2 separate regions of the Homo sapiens genome follow, and region 2 is linked to region 1. Evidence: read pairs that join two places in POLR2A ChIA-PET (ENCODE). Cell type or tissue: endothelial cell of umbilical vein. All regions are shown on one strand. Links, peaks and the distances in the headings refer to the core of each region. The heading gives the core; the rest is flanking DNA. Region 1 holds the start of RNVU1-2A (RNA, variant U1 small nuclear 2A). Region 2 holds the start of RNVU1-18 (RNA, variant U1 small nuclear 18).

Region 1 (9,589 bases), core at 2,592-5,091:
AAAGTGATGTGATTACCTAGTACAACCTTAGCCAGTGAATAAATAGCTTTTTATTGAGCTGCAAAAGAGGCCGCAGTTTCATCAGCAATGTTTTTCTTTCTTTTTTCTTTTTCTTTCAGAGACAGCGTCTGTCTCTGTGTCCCAGGCTGGAGTGCAGTGGTGCCATCATAGCTCACTGCAGCCTTCAACTCCTGGGCTTAAGTGATCCTCCTGCCTCAGCCCCCGAGTCACTGGGATTACAGGCCAGAGCCACCATGCCTGGTTTTCATCAGCAGTGTTTCCTGAGGTTACAGAAAGATTTATAATCCTAGGAAGAAACACTCCCTTGAAGCAAAAGTGCTCTCCCCGCAAAAATGCAAGGAGCTATCTTCTTGATAGCCGGGCAGATAATTCTCAGGTTTTGCCCCACTGAATCTCTATCTAAAATAGAGCAGTGGTCATGCCTAGTGAAAAGTTAGAGGGCCTAACGTTTAAATCTGTAATCCATCTTGAATTGAGTTTTGTATAAGGTGTAAGGAAGGGATCCAGTTTCAGCTTTCTTCATATGGCTAGCCAGTTTTCCCAGCACCATTTATTAAATAGGGAATCCTTTCCCCATTGCTTGTTTTTCTCAGGTTTGTGAAAGATCAGATAGTTGTAGATATGTGGCATTATTTCTGAGGGCTCTGTTCTGTTCCATTGATCTATATCTCTGTTTTGGTACCAGTACCATGCTGTTTTGGTTACTGTAGCCTTGTAGTATAGTTTGAAGTCAGGTAGTGTGATGCCTCCAGCTTTGTTCTTTTGGCTTAGGATTGACTTGGCGATGTGGGCTCTTTTTTGGTTCCATATGAACTTTAAAGTAGTTTTTTCCAATTCTGTGAAGAAAGGCATAGGCATTGGTAGCTTGGAACCAACCCAAATGTCCAACAATGATAGACTGGATTAAGAAAATGTGGCACATATACACCATGGAATACTATGCAGCCATAAAAAATGATGAGTTCATGTCCTTTGTAGGGACATGGATGAAATTGGAAACCATCATTCTCAGTAAACTATCGCAAGAACAAAAAACCAAACACCGCATATTCTCACTCATAGGTGGGAATTGAACAATGAGATCACTTGGACACAGGAAGGGGAATATCACACTCTGGGGACTGTGGTGGGGTCGGGGGAGGGGGGAGGGATAGCATTGGGAGATATACCTAATGCTAGATGACACGTTAGTGGGTGCAGCGCACCAGCATGGCACATGTATACATATGTAACTAACCTGCACAATGTGCACATGTACCCTAAAACTTAGAGTATAATAAAAAAAAAAAAAAATTAAAAAAAAAAAAAAAAAAAGAAAAGTTAGAGGGAACTCGCCCAATGTTGGGTTTCTTCAGATATATGTGTGTATATATATATATTTATATATATGTGTGTGTGTATATATGTGTATATATATATATATATCTCCAAATATCTTAAAGACACTGCCCTTCATCATTCCATGCCATTAGACATTTATAGGACCATGCATGGTGATCTCCTCCACACAAAAATAAATGCTGGTGCAGAACAGGTAAGTGTACTATAAATTGAGTACATCAGCTTTTGGGCATTTTAAACCATTGGTCACACACGTTGGAGCAAGAGGGCAGGTTGATAGCAAGAGGGAGTGTTTCTCTTTCAGTTTTCCAATAGCAAAGTGATGTTTGCCACTGTCATTTCAGAGTGAGGTGACAAATTTTTGTTGTTGTTTGGTTTTGTGGGGTTTTTTGTTCGTTTTTGAGACAAGGTCTCACTGTCCCCCAGGCTGGAGTGCAGTGGCACGATCAGGGTTACTTTTGCCTTGACCTCATGAATTCAAGCAAACCTCCTTACTAATCCTCCTGAGTAGCTGGGACTACAGGCACGTGACACCACACCCTGGGGTGTGAACTGGGATTTTATATTTTCAGTTGGCTCCCTAATGGAATAGGTTCCCTTACTATTCTGGAATACAGATTGTCTTCATGGTTGCCATTCTCGTGTGCATTATATTTCTACTAACCTGCTAATTTTTTTTTCTTTTTTCTTTTCTTTTCTTTTTTTTTTTTTTTTTTGAGACAGAGCCTCACTCTGTTGCCCAGGCTGTATTGCATGCAGTGGCAGGATCTCAGCTCACTGCAATCTCTGCCTCCTGGGTTCAAGAGATTCTCCTGCCTCAGCCTCCTGAGTAGTTTGGATTACAGCCTTGCTGACATACACCACCACGCTGGGCATTTTTTTTTTTTTTTTTTTTTTTTGGTATTTTTAGTACAGACGGGGTTTCGCAATGTTGGTCAGGCTGGTCTCGAACTCCTGACCTCAGCTGATCAGAAGTAGGTGAGGTCAGAAAACGCACCCTGGGAGAGGCTGGCAAAATGCCCAGAACGGCCATCGCTAGGCCTGGGGTTTTCTTCTGTACTGAAATACTACTATTCATGTAGTGCGGGGACAAAACCAATTAGATACTTCTGGGAGTTAAAAAGAGATGAATTTACAGTGCCATTTGAGAAGGGGTATTAAGGAATTTTCCAGGGTACTGACGCGTGTCAGGTGCAAACTGCAGGTTCGGAGAGAGCTAAGTATTTTCTGTCCATGAAGGTGATAAGGGGGGTCTTGAAGAAAGAGGAAGGGGGGAGGACACTGGCGCCAGAAATAGGAAAGGGCTGCTTGGGGGTGGGAAGGATGGGTCGGGGTGCTATCTAGAAAGCTGCCTGGCAGTGGATGTAGGATGTAGAAGCGAGACATCAAACAAGAAGCTGTCGCTTAAATAAAGTCTGAAGATAGACTAGATATGTAAACGGCAGGAGATAGTAGGGAAACTGGACCCGTCTCCTCATAAAACTTCCCGCCTTATGTTTCAGGGAGGACCGCAGCGCATTTCGGCCAAGACAGGTGAGACTGCGGTTCTGACCTACGGGCCTCGATGAATTGCGTTAGGGCACCTGGGCTCCGGGAGAGCCGTTCCACTCCACAAAGTAAGCGTGTTATGTCTGCAAACGAACGGGGACACTAAGAGCCCCAAAGGCCCTGCTTTCATCCCAAAGAACAGCCCCCGTCTGCGTAGTTTGTACCTGGCTCTGTGAGGTGAGAACACATTCCCCGCTAGCACAGAAATCCTACAAACTCCTGAGGGGGCTGCGGTTAGAAGCAGACGCTGTGTAAAAGGGGACTCTGGAAGCTAGAGAAAAACACGAAAATCTTCACAGAGCGTGAGAACCCAAGACGCTGGAGACCGTGGATCAATTTCTGCAATAAGCAGCCTTATGTTCAAAGGGAAGAGCTATGCAGTCTTCGCGCTGGTTAGCCTAGGATAAACCGGCTGACACTCCTTACTTCTCCAGCGAGAAAGACAGCGACATGCCACTTCCTATTTTGCAGGCTTCTGACTGTAACAGTAACACTTAAGGGCACCACAAAAAACACAAACCAATGAAAGAAAGCAGTAACAAGGAGCGTACGGTCTATTTTTGAAACCAGAAAAAAAGAAATCAGGGAAAAGCACGGACACAGCCCCCCACTACCACAAATTATGCAGTCGAGTTTCCCACATTTGGGGAAATCGCAGGGGTCAGCACATCCGGAGTACAATGAATAAGCCTCAGCCCTGGGAAAACCACCTTCGTGGTCACGTTATCTCCCCTGCCAAGTAAATATGAGCTCCTGCACCTCCGCCCCGTACGCCTCACCCTTTACACGCACGGTCACTTCCCCGCGCACCCGCGAGCCCTCCTAGCCCTGACACACAGCTGGGACTCTCAGGTCCGACCAGCGGTCCTGAACCCGCTCCCACGGCACGGGAACTCCTTCGTGGCGAAGCAGCATGTGGCGAAGCGCAGCCTCTGCGCTGCCTCATCTACATAGAAGTCGCCCTATCCGTGATGTCACCGACAGTGCCTTTCCCAGTCCCCGTCTGCTCTTCCACCCCAACCTCCGCCAACTCAGCCGACCAACCCGCTGCTGAGCCGGCAAAGGGAAGTGACGTCTGTCTCTCCCTTTTTTCTCTCCCGCTCCCTTGTCTGTTCTCTCCCAAAGAAGCTGGTCCTTAGCTTCTATTGCGGAGCAACCTTTCGGCGACCAGCTGGAGCCTGGGCACCCTTCTTCAAATAATGGCCTTTAATTCGCAGACGAGAACGTTTAGGATGACAAAAGAAACTTTTTTTTCACGTCCTTACCCTTGTGATGAAGCATTCCGCTTACATATATATATGTAATGTTGGGTTTCTTCAGATATATATATATATATGTATATGTGTATAAATATCCAAATATCCTAAAAGACACGGCCCTTCATGATTCCATGCCATTAGACATTTATAGGACCATGCATGGTGATCTCCTCCACACAAAAATAAATGCTGGTGCAGAACAGGTAAGTGAAATTGAGTACATCAGCTTTTGGGCATTTTAAACCATGGGTCAGAAATGTTAGGGCAAGAAGGCAGGTTGACAGCAAGAGGGAGTGTTTTTCTTTCAATTTTCCAATAGCAAAGTGTTGTTTGCCGCTGTCAGTTCAGAGTGAGGAGACAATTTGTTGTTGTTGTCTGGTTTTGTGGGGGTTTTTGTTTGTTTTTTAGTTTGTTTTTGAGACAAGGTCTCACTGTCCCCCAGGCTGGAGTGCAGTGGCACGATCAGGGTTACTTCTGCCTTGACCTCATGAATTCAAGCAAACTTCCTTACCAATCCTCCCGAGTAGCTGGGACTACAGGCATGTGACACCACACCCTGGGGTGTGAACTGCGATTTTATATTTTCAGTTGGCTCCCTAATGGAATAGGTTCCCTTACTATTCTGGAATACAGATTGTCTTCATGATTATCATTCTCGTGTGCATTATATTTCTACTACCCTGCTAATTTTTTTCTTTTTGAGACAGAGTCCCGCTCTGTCACCCAGGCTGTATTGCAGTGGCAGGATCTCAGCTCACTGTAGCCTCCACTTCCCGGGTTCAAACGATTCTTTTGCTTCAGCCTCCTGAGTAGCCACCTGGCTAATTTTTGTGTTTTTAGTAGAGACAGGGTTTCACCAGGTTGGCAGGCTGGTCTCGAACTCCTGACCTCAAGGGATCGACCCGCTTCAGCCTCCCAAAGTGCTGGGATTACAGGCATGAGCTACCACGCCTGGCTCTCAAACCATTTTAAGTAAGCAAAGGCAGATTTGTCTGGCTTTTTAGTACATTGCTGAATTATCCTCCAATCTATATTTTTAGGAAGGACCTGGGGAATGGCAACATGCACATATTTGGCTAAAATGTGAACCTTTCATGTTCTGCTTGAAAATCCTTCCAATTTGCCTTTTGCAACCAGTTAGTGGCCTTGCCTTCTTCACCAGAATGTGAATTAATTGATAAAGGCCAGAATATTTGGGCTCAAAGGTTTCGACAGTTAAGTCGAATTTTCTGCCAAAGCCTATAGGATCTTGGAGCCTGCTTTAGAAACAGAAGAACGAAATGTGTTTAACTTTAGATCAGGGAAGTCCTTTATTTTTTTTTATTTATTTTTATTTATTTATTTTTTTTGAGATGAAGTGTTGCTCTGTTGCCCAGGCTGGAGTGCAGTCGCGCGATCTCGGCTCTCTGCAAGCTCCGCCTCCCGGGTTAACGCCATTCTCCTGCCTCAGCCTCCTGAGTAGCTGGGACTACAGGCGCCCGCCACCACGCCCCGCTAATTTTTTGTATTTCTAGTAGAGATGGGGTTTCACCGTGTTAGCCAGGATGGTCTCCATCCCCTGATCTTGTGATCCGCCCGCCTCCGCCTCCCAAAGTGCTAGGATTACAGGCGTGAGCCACCGCGCCCGGCTATAATATTCTTAATTCACATTTTGGTGAAGCGGTGTACACAATGGTAGGCTCCCCTCTTCCTGTGGGTTTGGGTTTTACCTTGAAAGGGGCTGTCAGAACAGAAGTTTCAGGGAAGGGGCCAGAGCCCTGGGGACTTTCCTCAGGTGATGGTGATGGAAGAAGAGGCAAGGCAGGACAGGAAGGCTCAGGTAAGAAAGACTATGCAGGTGCAGGGGCAGGAGGAGAAGGAGCAGTTGGAGGCGAAAGAGACAAAGCCTCCTCAATATTTCTCAATTCAGAAAACGTGTCAGTTTACCTCCTTAAGCTTACTTCCTCAATGGAGGCAATTTTCTTAGTTCTTTTTTTTTTTTTTTTTTTTTTTTTTGAGATGGAGTCTGGCTCTATTGGCAGGCGGGAGTGCAGTGGTGTGCTCTCGGCTCACTGCAACCTCCGCCTCCCGGATTCAAGCAATTTTCCTGCCTCAGGCTCCCGAGAGCTGGGACTACAGGAGCCCGCCATCAAGCCCGGCTAATTTTTTGTATTTTTAGTTGAGACGGGGTTTCACCATGTTGGCCAGGATGATCGCCATCTCTTGACCTCATGATCCGCCCGCCTCGGTCTCCCAAAGTGCTGGGATTACAGGCCTGAGCCACCGCGCCCGGCGCAATTTTCTCAGTTCTTTTAGAAATTTTAGAAATTTAGAAATTTGGAAATTTCTAGGTCTCATTGCAAGTAAGTCTCCCATTTAATTTGTCTTGTTCTAAAACCAAATTTCTCTCTCTCTCTCTTTTTTTTTTTTCCTTCAGACAGAGTCTCACTCTGTCGCCCAGGCTGGAGTGCAGTGGCGCGGTCTTGGCTCACTACAACCTCTGCCTCCCAGGTTCAAGCAATTCTTCTGCCTCAGCCTCCTGAGTAGCTGGGATTACAGGAGCCCGCCACCATGCCCGGCTAATTTTTGTATTTTTAGTAGAGACAGGGTTTCACCATGTTGGCCAGGCTGATCTCGAACTCCTGACCTCTGGCTCCCAAAGCGCTGGGATTACAGGCGTGAGCCACCGTGCCCAGCGTAACCAAGATTATTGAGCCATTCTAATTTGTCAAAAGAGTCACATTGATTTTAAAAAAAATAACGTAATGGGCCAGGTACGGTGGCTCACGCCTGTAATCCCAGCACTTTGGGAAGCCGTAGGGGGCGGATCACGAGGTCAGGAGTTCGAGACCAGCCTGAGCAACATGGTGAAACCCCGTGTCTACTAAAAATACAAAAATTAACCGGGCGTGGTGGTGTGTGCCTGTAATCCCAGCTACTGAGGAGGCTGAGGCTGGAGAATTGCTTGAACCCAGGAGGCGGAGGTTGCAGTGAGCCAAGATTGCACCACTGCACTCCAGACTAGGTGACAGAGTGAGACTCCGTTTCAAAATGAATACATAAATAAGCAAATAATAATGTAATGAACGTTTTCATCGTTTACATATTAAATAGATGAAGGGGTGGCCTGCCCCTCCATACTTGTGGGCGTTTCTCATCGGGTGGAAGGAGAGACTTGAGAAAAGAGAGAGACACAGAGACAAAGTATAGAGAAAGAAAAGTGAGCCCAGGGAACCGGCGCTCAGCATACGGAGGACCCGCGCCGGCACCAGTCTCTGAGTTCCCTTAGTATTTATTGATCATTATCGGGTGTTTCTCGGAGAGGGGGATGTGGCAGGACAATAGGGTAATAGTGGAGAGAGGGTCAGGAGGAAAACATGTGAACAAATGTCTCTGCATCATAAACAAGCTAAAGAAAAAAGTGCTGTGCTTTTGATGTGCATATACAGAAACATCTCAATGCCTGAAAGAGCAGTATTGCTGCCCACATGTCCCACCTCCAGCCCTAAGGGGGTTTTCTCCTATCTCAATAGATGGAATATACAATCGGGTTTTACACCGAGACATTCCATTGCCCAGGGATGAGCAGGAGACAGATGCCTTCCTCTTTTACTAATCCTCCTCAGCACAGACACTTTACGGGTGTCGGGCTGGGAGACGGTCAGGTATTTCCCTTCCGGCGAGGCCATATTTCAGACTATCACATGGGGAGAAACCTTGGACAATACCTGGCTTTCCTTGGCAGAGGTCCCTGTGGCCTTCTGCAGTGTATTATGTCTCTGGGTACTTGAGATTAGGGAGTGGTGATGACTCTTAACAAGCATGCTGCCTTCAAGCATCTGTTTAACAAAGCACATCCTGCACAGCCCTTAATTCATTTAACTTTGAGTGGACACAGCACTTGTTTCAGGGAGCACACGGTTGGGGGTAGGGTTACAGATTAACAGCATCTCAAGGCAGAATTTTTCTTAGTACAGAACAAAATGGAGTCTCTTATGTCTCCTTCTTTCTACATAGACACAGTGACAGTCTGATCTCTCTTTCTTTTCCCCACAATACTTACACTATTTAAATTGTTCAAAAGCATCAAAGATTCCTCTCTGCTGTCAACTTCATTCCATTTATTTTATTGTACCAAACTATCAAGACCATTAATTTAATCTACTGCTAAATCTATTATTTTTTTCATGTTAGAAATTCAACCAGAAAATTTCTCCCTAATGAAACCTCACATTTCAAGCATAAGTAGGCTGGGTGAGGTGGCTCACACCTGTAATCCCAGCACTTTGGGAGGCCAAGACAGGTGCATCACTTGGGGTCAGGAGCTTGAGACCAGCCTGACAAACATGGTGAAACCCCGTCTCTACTAAAAATATAAAAATTAGCTGTGTGTGGTGGCATGCGCCTGTAATCCCAGCTACTCTGGAGGCTGAGGCAGGGAAATAGCTTCAACCTGGGAGGCAGAGCTTGCAGTGAGCTGAGATTGCACCACTTCAGTCTAGCCTGGGCTACAGAGCAAGACTCTGTCTCAAAAACAAATAAATAAGCATAAGTAGTAAAAAAAAAAAAAAAAAAAAAAGATAAAAAATAAGGCGCAGGGTCTTGCTCTGTTATCCAGGCTTGAGTGCAGCGGGGCTATCATAGCTGACCAGCTTGGAACTTCTGGGCTCAGGCAATCCTCCTGGCTCAACTTGCCTTGTATTTTTTTAGAGATGGGGTCTTGCCCTGTTGCCCAGGCTGGTCTCCAACTGCTGGCCTAAAGCAATCCTTCTGCCTCAGCCTGTTGAGTTGCTGGGAGTACAGGTGCAAGACATGCAGCCTAGCATTGTAGTAAAACAATTTTCAACAAATTCTTAATTTTCTTTCTTTTTCTTTTTCTTTTCTTTCTTTCTTTTTTTTTTTTTTGAGTTGGGAGTCTCACTCTGTCACTCAGGCTGGAGGGCAGTGGCGCAATCATAGTTCACTGCAGCCTGCCTCAGTCTCCCAAGTAGCTGAGATTACAGTCATGCATTATCATGCCTGGCCAACTTTAAAAAATTAGCTAATACTTAAAAATTTGTAGAGACAGGGGTTTCACTATATTGCCAGGCTGGTATCCAACTCCTAACCTCAATTGATCCTCCCTCCTCAGCCTCCTAAAGTGCTGGGATTGCAGATATGAGCCACCATACCTGGCTTAATTTTCTTATTTTAATTTTATATAAGTGATTATTATTGTTCCTAAGATAATTGGGGCAGTGACTCCTTTAAAATTTTAGAGACCTAATTTGTCTATTCACTTCACTGAAAGAGTATGCCAGTTTGCTTCATGAGAAAATATCCTATATTAATAAAGCAAGAAAATTCCTTCCACCAAACTAGGGGGCATTCTAAAGAAACGAATTGTGCTAAGTAACATCACTTAAGGTGAAAACAGAGGCAATGGTATCTATTAACAATGT
Region 2 (9,589 bases), core at 4,403-6,902, 820 kb before region 1:
GAAGGCTCAGGTAAGAAAGACTATGCAGGTGCAGGGGCAGGAGGAAAAGGAGCAGTTGGAGGCGAAAGAGACAAAGCCTCCTCAATATTTCTCAATTCAGAAAATGTCAGTTTACCTCCTTCAGCTTATTTCCTCAATGGAGGCAATTTTCTCAGTTCTTTTAGAAATTTAGAAATTTAGAAATTTAGAAATTTCTAGGTCTCATTGGAAGTAAGTCTCCCATTTAATTTGTCTGGTTGTAAAACCAAATTTCTCTCCCTTTTTTTTTTTTTTTTTTTTTTTTGAGACATGGTCTCACTATGTCACCCAGACTGGAGTGCAGTAGTGTGATCTCAGCTCACTGCACACTGCACTCACTGCTTGCTGCATGACAGCCAGTAAGTCCAGGGACAAGGTGTAGGGGCAGGGAAGGTGACTTTATTCCAGAGAGCCACCAAACTGAAGAGATGGTGAACAAATATTCTAAAGAACCATCTTAAATTAATATGATTTTCAGGCTCCTTGTACGTTAGGGAAGGGAGGAAGAAGGAGGTGGTTGAGGTGAAGAGGTCTGACAATGACAGACTTATGGGCTGCAGTGAGAGCCAAAGGGGATGGTGAAAATTCTTTGTCTTTTGTCAGGTCACAATGCTCTTATAAATCTTCAACATAACACTGTTACTTGTGCATACAACCTCTTTATCTTTTCAGGAGTCAGTTTGGGGAAGGGATTATGATCATCTGTGTTTTAAAGTTAAACTGTAAGCTAAATCCCTCCCATAGATAGCTCGGGAGGGGCCTATCTGCAGAAATAAGGAAAAGCAGTTGGCCTGAAAGATATCACCACAGGGCAGGAAGGGTTAGGAGCAAAATGCAGTTAGTCATGCTAAGCCTCCTTTTCATTGCTATGTATTTAATTTACTTGAACACATAATTTTAATTTTATATATATATATATATTTTTGAGACAGAGTCTCACTCTGTCACCCAGGCTGGAGTGCAGTGGCATGATCTTGGCTCACTGCAACTTCTGCCTCCCTGGTTCAAGCAATTCTCCTGACTCAGCCTTCTGAGTAACTGGGATTACAGGAGCCCACAACCATGCCTGGCTAATTTTTGTATTTTTAGTAGAGACAGGGTTTCACCATGTTGGCCAGGCTGGTCTCGAACTCCTGACCTTGGGCTCCCAAAGTGCTGGGATTACAGGCATGAGCCACTGCGCCCAGCCTAACTAAGATCATTAAACCATTCTAATTTGTCAAAAGAGTCACACTGATTTTTGAAAAATAATGTAATGGGCTGGGTGCAGTGGCTCACGCCTGTAATCCCAGCACTTTGGGAAGCCGTAGAGGGCAGATCACAAGGTCAGGAGTTTGAGACCAGCCGGACCAACATGGTGAAACCCCGTGTCTACTAAAAATACAAAAATTAGCCAGGTGTGGTAGTGTGTGCCTGTAATCCCAGCTACTCAGGAGGCTGAGGCAGGAGAATCACTTGAACCCGGGAGGCAGAGGTTGCAGTGAGCTGAAATTGCACCACTGCACTTCAGCCTAGGCAACAGAGTGAGAGTCCATCTCAAAAATAAAATAAAATAAAATAAATTAAAAAAATAATAACATAATGAATTTTTTCATGTCTTTATATATTAAATATTTACATTATTTAAATTGTTCAAAAGCATCAAAGATTCCTCTCTATCAACTTCATTTCATTTATTTTATTGTACCAAACTATCAAGACCATTAATTTAATCTACAGCTAAATCTATTATTTTTTCATGTTAGAAATTCCACAAGAAAATTTTTCCCTAATGAAACCTCACATTTCAAGCATCCTAAGTAGGCTGGGCGAGGTGGCTCACACCTGTAATCCCAGTACTTTGGGATGCTGACAGGTGCATAACTTGAGGTCAGGAGTTTGAGACCAGCCTGGGAAAAATGGTGAAACCCTGTCTCTACTAAAGCTATAAAAATTAGCTGGGCATGGTGGCATGCGCCTGTAATCCCAGCTACTCTAGAGGCTGAGGCAGGGAAATAGCTTCAACCTGGGAGGCGGAGCTTGCAGTGAGCTAAGATCGCACTACTGCACTCTAGCCTGGGCTACAGAGCAAGACTCTGCCTCAAAAATAAATAAATAAATAATCATAAGTAGTAAAAAAGTAAAATGAAATAAAAAATAAGGCACAGTGTCTTGCTCTGTTATCCAGGCTAGAGTGCAGCAGGACAATCATAGCAGACCAACTTGGAACTTCTGGGCTCAGGCAATCCTCCTGGTTCAGCTTGCCTTGCATTTTTTTAGAGATGGGGTCTTGCCCTGTTGCCCAGGCTGGTCTCCAACTGCTGGCCTAAAGCAATCCTTCTGCCTCAGCCTGTTGAGTTGCTGGGAGTACAGGTGCAAGACATGCAGCCTAGCATTGTAGTAAAACAATTTTCAACAAATTCTTAATTTTCTTTCTTTTTCTTTTCTTTTTTTTTTTTTTTTTTTTTTTTTTTTTGAGTTGGGCGTCTTACTCTTTCACCCAGGCTGCAGGGCAGTGGTGCAATAATAGTTCACTGCAGCCTGCCTCAGTCTCCCTAGTAGCTGAGATTACAGTCATGCATTATCATGCCCAGCCAACTTTAAAAAAATTAGCTAATACTTAAAAATTTGTAGAGACAGGGGTTTCACTATGTTGCCCAGGCTGGTCTTCAACTCCTAACCTCAATTGATTCTCCCTCCTCAGCCTCCTAAAGTGCTGGGATTGCAGCCATGAGCCACCATACCTGGCTTAATTTTCTTATTTTAATCTTATGTAAGTGATTATTATTGTTCCTAAGATAATTGGGGCAGTGACTCCTTTAAAATTTTAGAGACCTAATTTATCTATTCACTTCACTGAAAGAGTATGCCAATTTGTTTCATGAGAAAATACCCTACATTCATAAAGCAGGAAAATTCCTTCCACCAAACTAGGGGGCATTCTAAAGAAACAAATTTTGCTAAGTAACATCACTTAAGGTGAAAACAGAGACAATGGTATCTATTAACAATGTTTATCAGTGAAGGAAATAAACTGAAAATATTAACATCATTAGATCCTTGGAGGGCCTTCATTGCTGAAAAATCTGAGTAATATTGTGATACCCTTTTGAGTCCGGCAGGACATTCTCTTTCCAGGGCATATAACAATGGGTGAATAATTTCTTTTCATTCATTTTCATTAAGGGCTGAACTTCCTTAATGTTCTGGAGATTATTAAATTTGATTTGTATAGTTGTGAAAAGTGCTCATATTGCTGATTCCATTGCTTATATGTGATCATATAAATCTTTTCTCTCCTTTCTGTAGTGTGGTTTAAACTTAATCCTTAAAGGACGTGTATTTGAATTTTTCAGCTGGTTAGAAACCTGAATATACCAATCAAAGAAAACTGCTCCTTACATGCTACAGATTTAGTTTTCTTCTTGTACTAAGATGTCTTTTAGATATAGTAAATTTGTTAAAGCCAAGAGCTCCTATGGAATGAAGTTGAATGGGAGGGGGGATGTGGAGTAGTAAGATCACCCTTGTAACAGAGATGCCACTCTTGCAGATTTTGACAACTATTGGGCCCATAAAACTTTTACCAAATATTGGAAAGACAAGATATGAACAGCTTATTATTGCTGCAGTCTCAAATATCAAGAAATACCATTATTCTCAGGACAATAAATAGGCAATAAAAAAGACTCACAGACCAGATTAGCTGTCCAAACAGGGAGTAGATCCTTATCAACACAACCCAACAGAGATTGTCCCCAGAAATTCACTTCATAACATCAAAACCAAAAACTCACACTGATGGCAAAAAATAATGATGCAATAATGAGAGAGAGACAGAGAGAGAGAGAGAGAGAGACCTGTCCTATAGCCATACTTAGTGGGTAAAAGCCAAAGAGCTCAATTTCTGCTCATGATACTTAATAGAACAGAGGGAACATGAGCCAATAGCTCAGTGGGTTCAGATACGCACCAAGTGCCTGTTGGATACAGGATTCTACTGTCTCCAATAATATGTCTCAGATGGACTAGTTTTTTTGTTTTTTGTCTGTTTTGTTTTTGTTTTTTATTTTTTGTTTTTGAGAGAGAGTCTCCCTCTGTCGCCCAGGCTGGGGTGCAACGGCACGATCTCGGCTCACGGCAACCTCCGCCTCCCGGGTTCAAGCGATTCTCCTGCCTCAGCCTCCCAAGTAGTTGGGACTACAGACGCACACCACCACGTCTGGCTATTTTTTTTGTTTTGTTTTGTTTTGTTTTGTATTTTTAACAGAGACAGAGTTTCGCCATGTTGGTCAGGCTGGTCTCGAACTCCTGACCTCAGTTGATCAGAAGTAGGTGAGGTCAGAAAACATACCCTGGGAGAGGCTGGCACAATGCCCAGATCCGCCATCGCTAGGCCTGGGGTTTTCTTCTGTAGTATTCATGTAGTGCAGGGACAAAACCAATTAGATACTTCTGGGAGTTAAAAAGAGATTAATTTGCCGGGCGCGGTGTCTCACGCCTGTAACCCCAGCACTTTGGGAGGGTTCACGAGGTCAGGAGATCGAGACCATCCTGGCTAACGCGGTGAAACCCCGTCTCTACTAAAAATACAAAAAATTAGCCGGGCGTGGTGGCCGGCGCCTGTAGTCCCAGCTACTGGTAGGAGGCTGAGGCAGGAGAATGGCGTGAACCCGGGAGACTGAGCTTGCAGAGAGTCGAGATCGTGCCACTGCACTCCAGCCTGAGCGACAGAGCGAGACTCCGTCAAAAAAAAAAAAAAAAAAAAAAAAGATGAATTTACAGTGTCATTTGAGAAGGGGTATTAAGGAATTTGCCAGGGTACTGACGCGTGTCAGGTGCAAACTGCAGGTTGAGAGAGAGCTAAGTATTTTCTGTCCATGAAGGTGATAAGCGAGGGCCTGAAGAAAGAGGAAGGGGGGAGGACACTGGCGCCAGAAATAGGAAAGGGCTGCTTGGGGGTGGGAAGGATGGGTCGGGGTGCTATCTAGAAAGCTGCCTGGCAATGGCTGTGGGATGCGGAAGCGAGACATCAAACAAGAAGCTGTCGCTTAAATAAAGTCTGAAGAAAGACTAGATATGTAAACGGCAGGAGATAGTAGGGAAACTGGACCCGTCTCCTCATAAAACTTCCCGCCTTATATTTCAGGGAGGATCGCAGCGCATTTCGGCCAAGACAGGTGAGACTGCGGTTTTGACCTGCGGGCCTCGATGAATTGCGTTAGGACACCTGGGCTCCGGGAGAGCCGTTCCACTCCGCAAAGTAAGCGTGTTATGTCTACAACCCAACGGGGACGCGCTAAGAGCCCTAAAGGCCCTGCTTTCATCCCAAAGAACAGCCCCCGCCTGCGTAGTTTGTAGCCGGCTCTATGAGGTGAGAACACATTCCCCGCTAGCACAGAAATCCTACAGACTCCTGAGGGGGCTGCAGCTAGAAGCAGAGGCTGTGTGAAATGTGACTGGGGGCTAGGGAAAAACACGTAGATTTTCACAGACCCTGAGAACCCAAGAGACTGCAGACCATGGGCAGACAAATCTCTGCAAAAAGCAGCCCCGCCTAGATAAAGGAAGAGCTGTGCGGCCTTCGCGCTAGCTAGCTTGTGTAAAGGTCGACGATTCTTATTTCTCCCGGGGCGGGGAGAAAGCGACATATTACTACTATTTCTCAGCCTTCGACTGTGAGAGTAACGATTAAGACTAAAACACAAGCCAGTAAAAAAAACAAGTAACCCTTGCTGTGTAGACTATTCTTTAAACTACAAAAAATCAGGGGAAAGCGCGAACGCAGTCCCCCACTACCACAAATTATGCAGTCGAGTTTCCCACATTTGGGGAAATCGCAGGGGTCAGCACATCCGGAGTGCAATGGATAAGCCTCGCCCTGGGAAAACCACCTTCGTGATCATGGTATCTCCCCTGCCAGGTAAGTATGAGATCTTGCACCTCCGCCCCGCCACAGCCTCACACGCTTCACCCTTTACACGCACGGTCACTTGCCCCGCGCAGCCCCCCCCCCCCCCCCCCCCACCCCCAGCCCTCCTAGCCCTGACACACAGCTGGGACTCTCAGGTCCGACCAGCGGTCCTGAACCCGCTCCCACGGCACGGGAAATCCTTCGTGGCGCAGCAGCAGGTGGGGAAGCAGCAGCCCCTGCGCTGCCTCATCTACATAGAAGTCGCCCTATCCGTGATGTCACCGACAGTGCCTTTCCCAGTCCCCGTCTGCCTTTCTGCCGCTCAGCCTACCAACCCGCTGCCGGAGCCGGCAGGGGGAAGTGACGTCTGTCTCTCCCTTTTTTCCCTCCCGCCCCGGCATCTGTTCTCGCCCGAAGAAGCTGGTCCTTAGCCTGCGCTGCGGAGCAACCTTTCAGTGGCCAGCTGGAGCCTGGGCACCGTTCTTCAAATAATGGCTTTTAATTCTCAGACGAGAACGTTTAGGATTACAAAAGAAACCGGTTCTCTTCACATCCTTATCCTTGTCATGTAGCATTCCGCTTGAAATTGGAAGCCGTTCAATGTCAGAGAGAAACCATATTTATGAAATGAAAGAGGCTTCTCAGATGACTGCAAACCAGCCTTCCTTACTGGTTTTATCACTGGTAATGTTATAAAGACAGTTGTCCAGTTTCATGAATCTTGTAGGTTTTTGTTTGTTTATTTGTTTGCTTTTGATGTTGTTGTTGTTGCTGTTGTTTTCCAACTTCAGTATTGTAGAAAAATATGCTGCCCCAGAAGAGATGATTGGACACTCTCCAGCGTGGTGTTGGACTTTGTCATCTCTTGCACAGCCATCTCCAGACCTTAGTGTTTACCTCACGTTAGTTTTTTATATTCTGCAAAGACAAAACCAAAATAATCCAAATTTGACACAAATACCTGGGATACATCTTATTTGAGATGTTTAACAAATGTCTGGATCATCTTTTCTTACATTGGATTATAACGCAGGAAACACTGTGAAGTAAGTAAAGTTGGAATTCCCAAGTCAAAGACCATTTGAATATTTACAAGTAGATTTGAGGCAGGAATAATACAGGGTGGCCGCAGGGTAACAAATTCTAGGCAGCAGATTTACATGACTTGAGGCTATGGGCTGATAAGACGCTGAAAAACCAGGGTGTGGACCAAGCTGGCTAAGACTGACTGGACCCAATGTGGTGCTGGATTTGATGTAGGTTTTACCGAGGCCCTCATTATATGCTCATTAACATACTAAATCACACACCCACCAGTGCCATGACAGTTCTGAGACCAATATGTGATGTAAAAATGGATGGCACCACAGTTCCGAGAAATCTCCACCTTTACCCAGGAATTTTCATGACTATTCCACTCCTTGGTTAGAGAAACCAATCAAGATGAAACCCCAGAACCCATTGTTCTCTGTCGGGTATGCCCGAACTCCCCTTTCTTGAGTGTGTACTTTTTGCTTTGCAATAAATCTCTTCTTTCACTGTTTGCTGACTCATCCTTGACTTTGTTCTTGAGATGGTGTCAAGAGCCTGGACACCACAGCTGGGGTCGAGATCCCACTAGTGTCCGGGGACTTTCCCCAGGCCACCAGTATCAGATTCTATTCCATTGCTCAAATCACAAAACATCGAGTGGAGAGTTCTCCTTGGAGACCATAAAGTAAAGATTCTGTGGCATGGTGGCCAGTTAGGCCACTGGAAGGCATGGCAAAATATTGAAAATGAGAGATTAGGTGACAGTGTAGTAATAACTGCTGAATACTAAATATTTGAGCCAGGCCCCATTCCCTGGATACTGACAGGGAGACACATTGTCCAGGTAGTAGTGGAGAAATACTTTCTGGGTATCTGACCAGCCTTTGTGGAAAGAACTGGCACCATCCTGCAGATGTAACCGCCTGATGGGTTCTTCCTGCCCACTGTACATACAAAATCAATTCATGGAGACCATGGCATTGAGGTAAAGAGTTTAATTGACACAGGCCAGCCACGACATGTGGGGGACAGAGTTATTACTCAAATCGATCTCACTGAAGACTTGGAGGTAAAGGGTTTTCAAAGACAGTTTGGTGGGGAGGGGGCTAGGGTTTGGGCGGTGCTGATTGTTGGGGATGAAATCACAGGGGTGTGGAAAATGCCCTCCTGCATTGAGTCAGCTTCTGGGTGGGAGCTAAGGGACTGGTTGATTTTTGGGCCAAATGGTGCCATCCAGTAGTCAGAAATGCAAAAGCCTGAAAAGACATCTCAAGAGGCCAATCTTAGGTTCTACAATAGTGATGTTCTTCACAGCAGTAATTGGGGAAGCTGCAAATCTTGTGACCTCTGGAATAATGGCTGGTAATTATTTAACGAGGCATACATCTTAGTAGAATTCAGGCCCCTTTCATCCTCCTAACTTGGTGGCCTTTCATTAGTTTTATGGGGTAATTTAGTTTTGGGGAAGGTTATCATTTTAACCAACATTTTTGGCTGTCCCCAACCTTTTTGGCACCTGGGACTGGTTTCACGGAAGACAATTTTTCCATGGAAGGGGGTGGTGGATGGTTTCTGGATGAAACTGTTCCACCTCAGGTCATCAGGCATTAGTTACAGTCTCATAAGGAGTGCGCAATCTGGATCCCTCACATGTGCAGTTCCCAATAGGGTCCGAGCTCCTATGAGAATCTAATGCCGATGCTGATCTGACAAGAGGCGGAGCTCAGGTGGTAATGCTCCAAAGCCTGCAGCTCACCTCCTGCTGTTCAGCTGGGTTCCTAACAGGCCATGGACCAGTACCTGTCTTGTGGCCCTGGGGGTTGGGGACCCCTGATTTAAACTATAAACTCAATTTTTCCCAAAGATAGCTTGGGAGAAATTGCACAGGAACGAGCAAAGACAGCTAGCCTGTGAGGCTAGAACCAAGATGGAGTCAGCCATGTCAGATTTCTCTGATTGTCATAATTTTGCAAAGGTAGTTTCTGAGGGACTACCCTGACACTTGTTAAAAGCATGAGGTGGATTTTATTGTATGTACTACAGTAGGCAAGAGAGACCAGCAGAGAACCGAGCTCAACCTCAAATACAGCAGGAAGAGTTGAAGATTATAGCCAATTGGCAAGATAAGAAAGTCAGTGGATGGAAAATTACTAAGAGGAACTTGATTAGCTATCAAAGGTGGTTGGGAGGACTCTTGCTAAACTAGACTCAACAGTATTCTTTTCTAAAACTGGACTTAGCAGGCCAAGAACTAATAGAGAAAAGGGCTCAGAGGAAACTACTAAGGTTTGGTCAAAGATGGAGTCCTTGTCAACTCTAAATTGAAGCTTCTGCAAATAAACGAAGACCAACCAAATGAAAAAAAGCAAAAGCTATTTATTCTGAGCTTGCTATGGCAGGGAGTCAGCCACTGTTACTTGTGTTTTGGCAGAGACTTGAAGGCAGTCAGAAGGGTGAGAAAGCTTTTTAAAAAGAAAGGCTTCAGGTATGCTTGGACTGGAGGCTGTCAGTATGGTGACGCTGTAGATAGATGAAGAAAATAAAAATATTTTACCCCAGAATATATTTCTTTGGTATATTTTAAGATGGCTGTCAGAGAGCCAGCAAACAGAAGTAACTCTGCAAAACTGTCTTTTGTAGGGGAAA

What was found. ChIA-PET counts read pairs that join two places held together with the same protein. Peaks named below come from ENCODE experiments on the same cell type or tissue, not always from the same donor. Only the 100,000 strongest peaks of a DNase experiment are listed, where the experiment ranks them.
Region 2: POLR2A ChIA-PET joins it to region 1 with 5 read pairs; 2 of 35 experiments call an interaction of 5 or more read pairs at or near these places.

Annotation. Positions count from the first base shown.
Region 1 is chr1:144,548,287-144,557,875 of GRCh38, forward strand. It overlaps RNVU1-2A (RNA, variant U1 small nuclear 2A), which reads right to left and starts at 3,657; the gene lies at 3,493-3,657. LOC105379574 (a long non-coding RNA gene) reads left to right here and starts at 3,929. Exons shown (of 2, transcript XR_001737761.2): 1 at 3,929-4,372. In endothelial cell of umbilical vein, for the core only: no CTCF peak of the experiment used is centred there; DNase peaks (open chromatin) are centred at 3,525 and 3,915; H3K4me3 peaks cover 1,115 bases; H3K27ac peaks cover 1,095 bases.
Region 2 is chr1:143,723,643-143,733,231 of GRCh38, forward strand. It overlaps RNVU1-18 (RNA, variant U1 small nuclear 18), which reads right to left and starts at 5,928; the gene lies at 5,765-5,928. RefSeq lists enhancers at 4,376-5,307, 5,308-6,244. In endothelial cell of umbilical vein, for the core only: no CTCF peak of the experiment used is centred there; no DNase peak of the experiment used is centred there.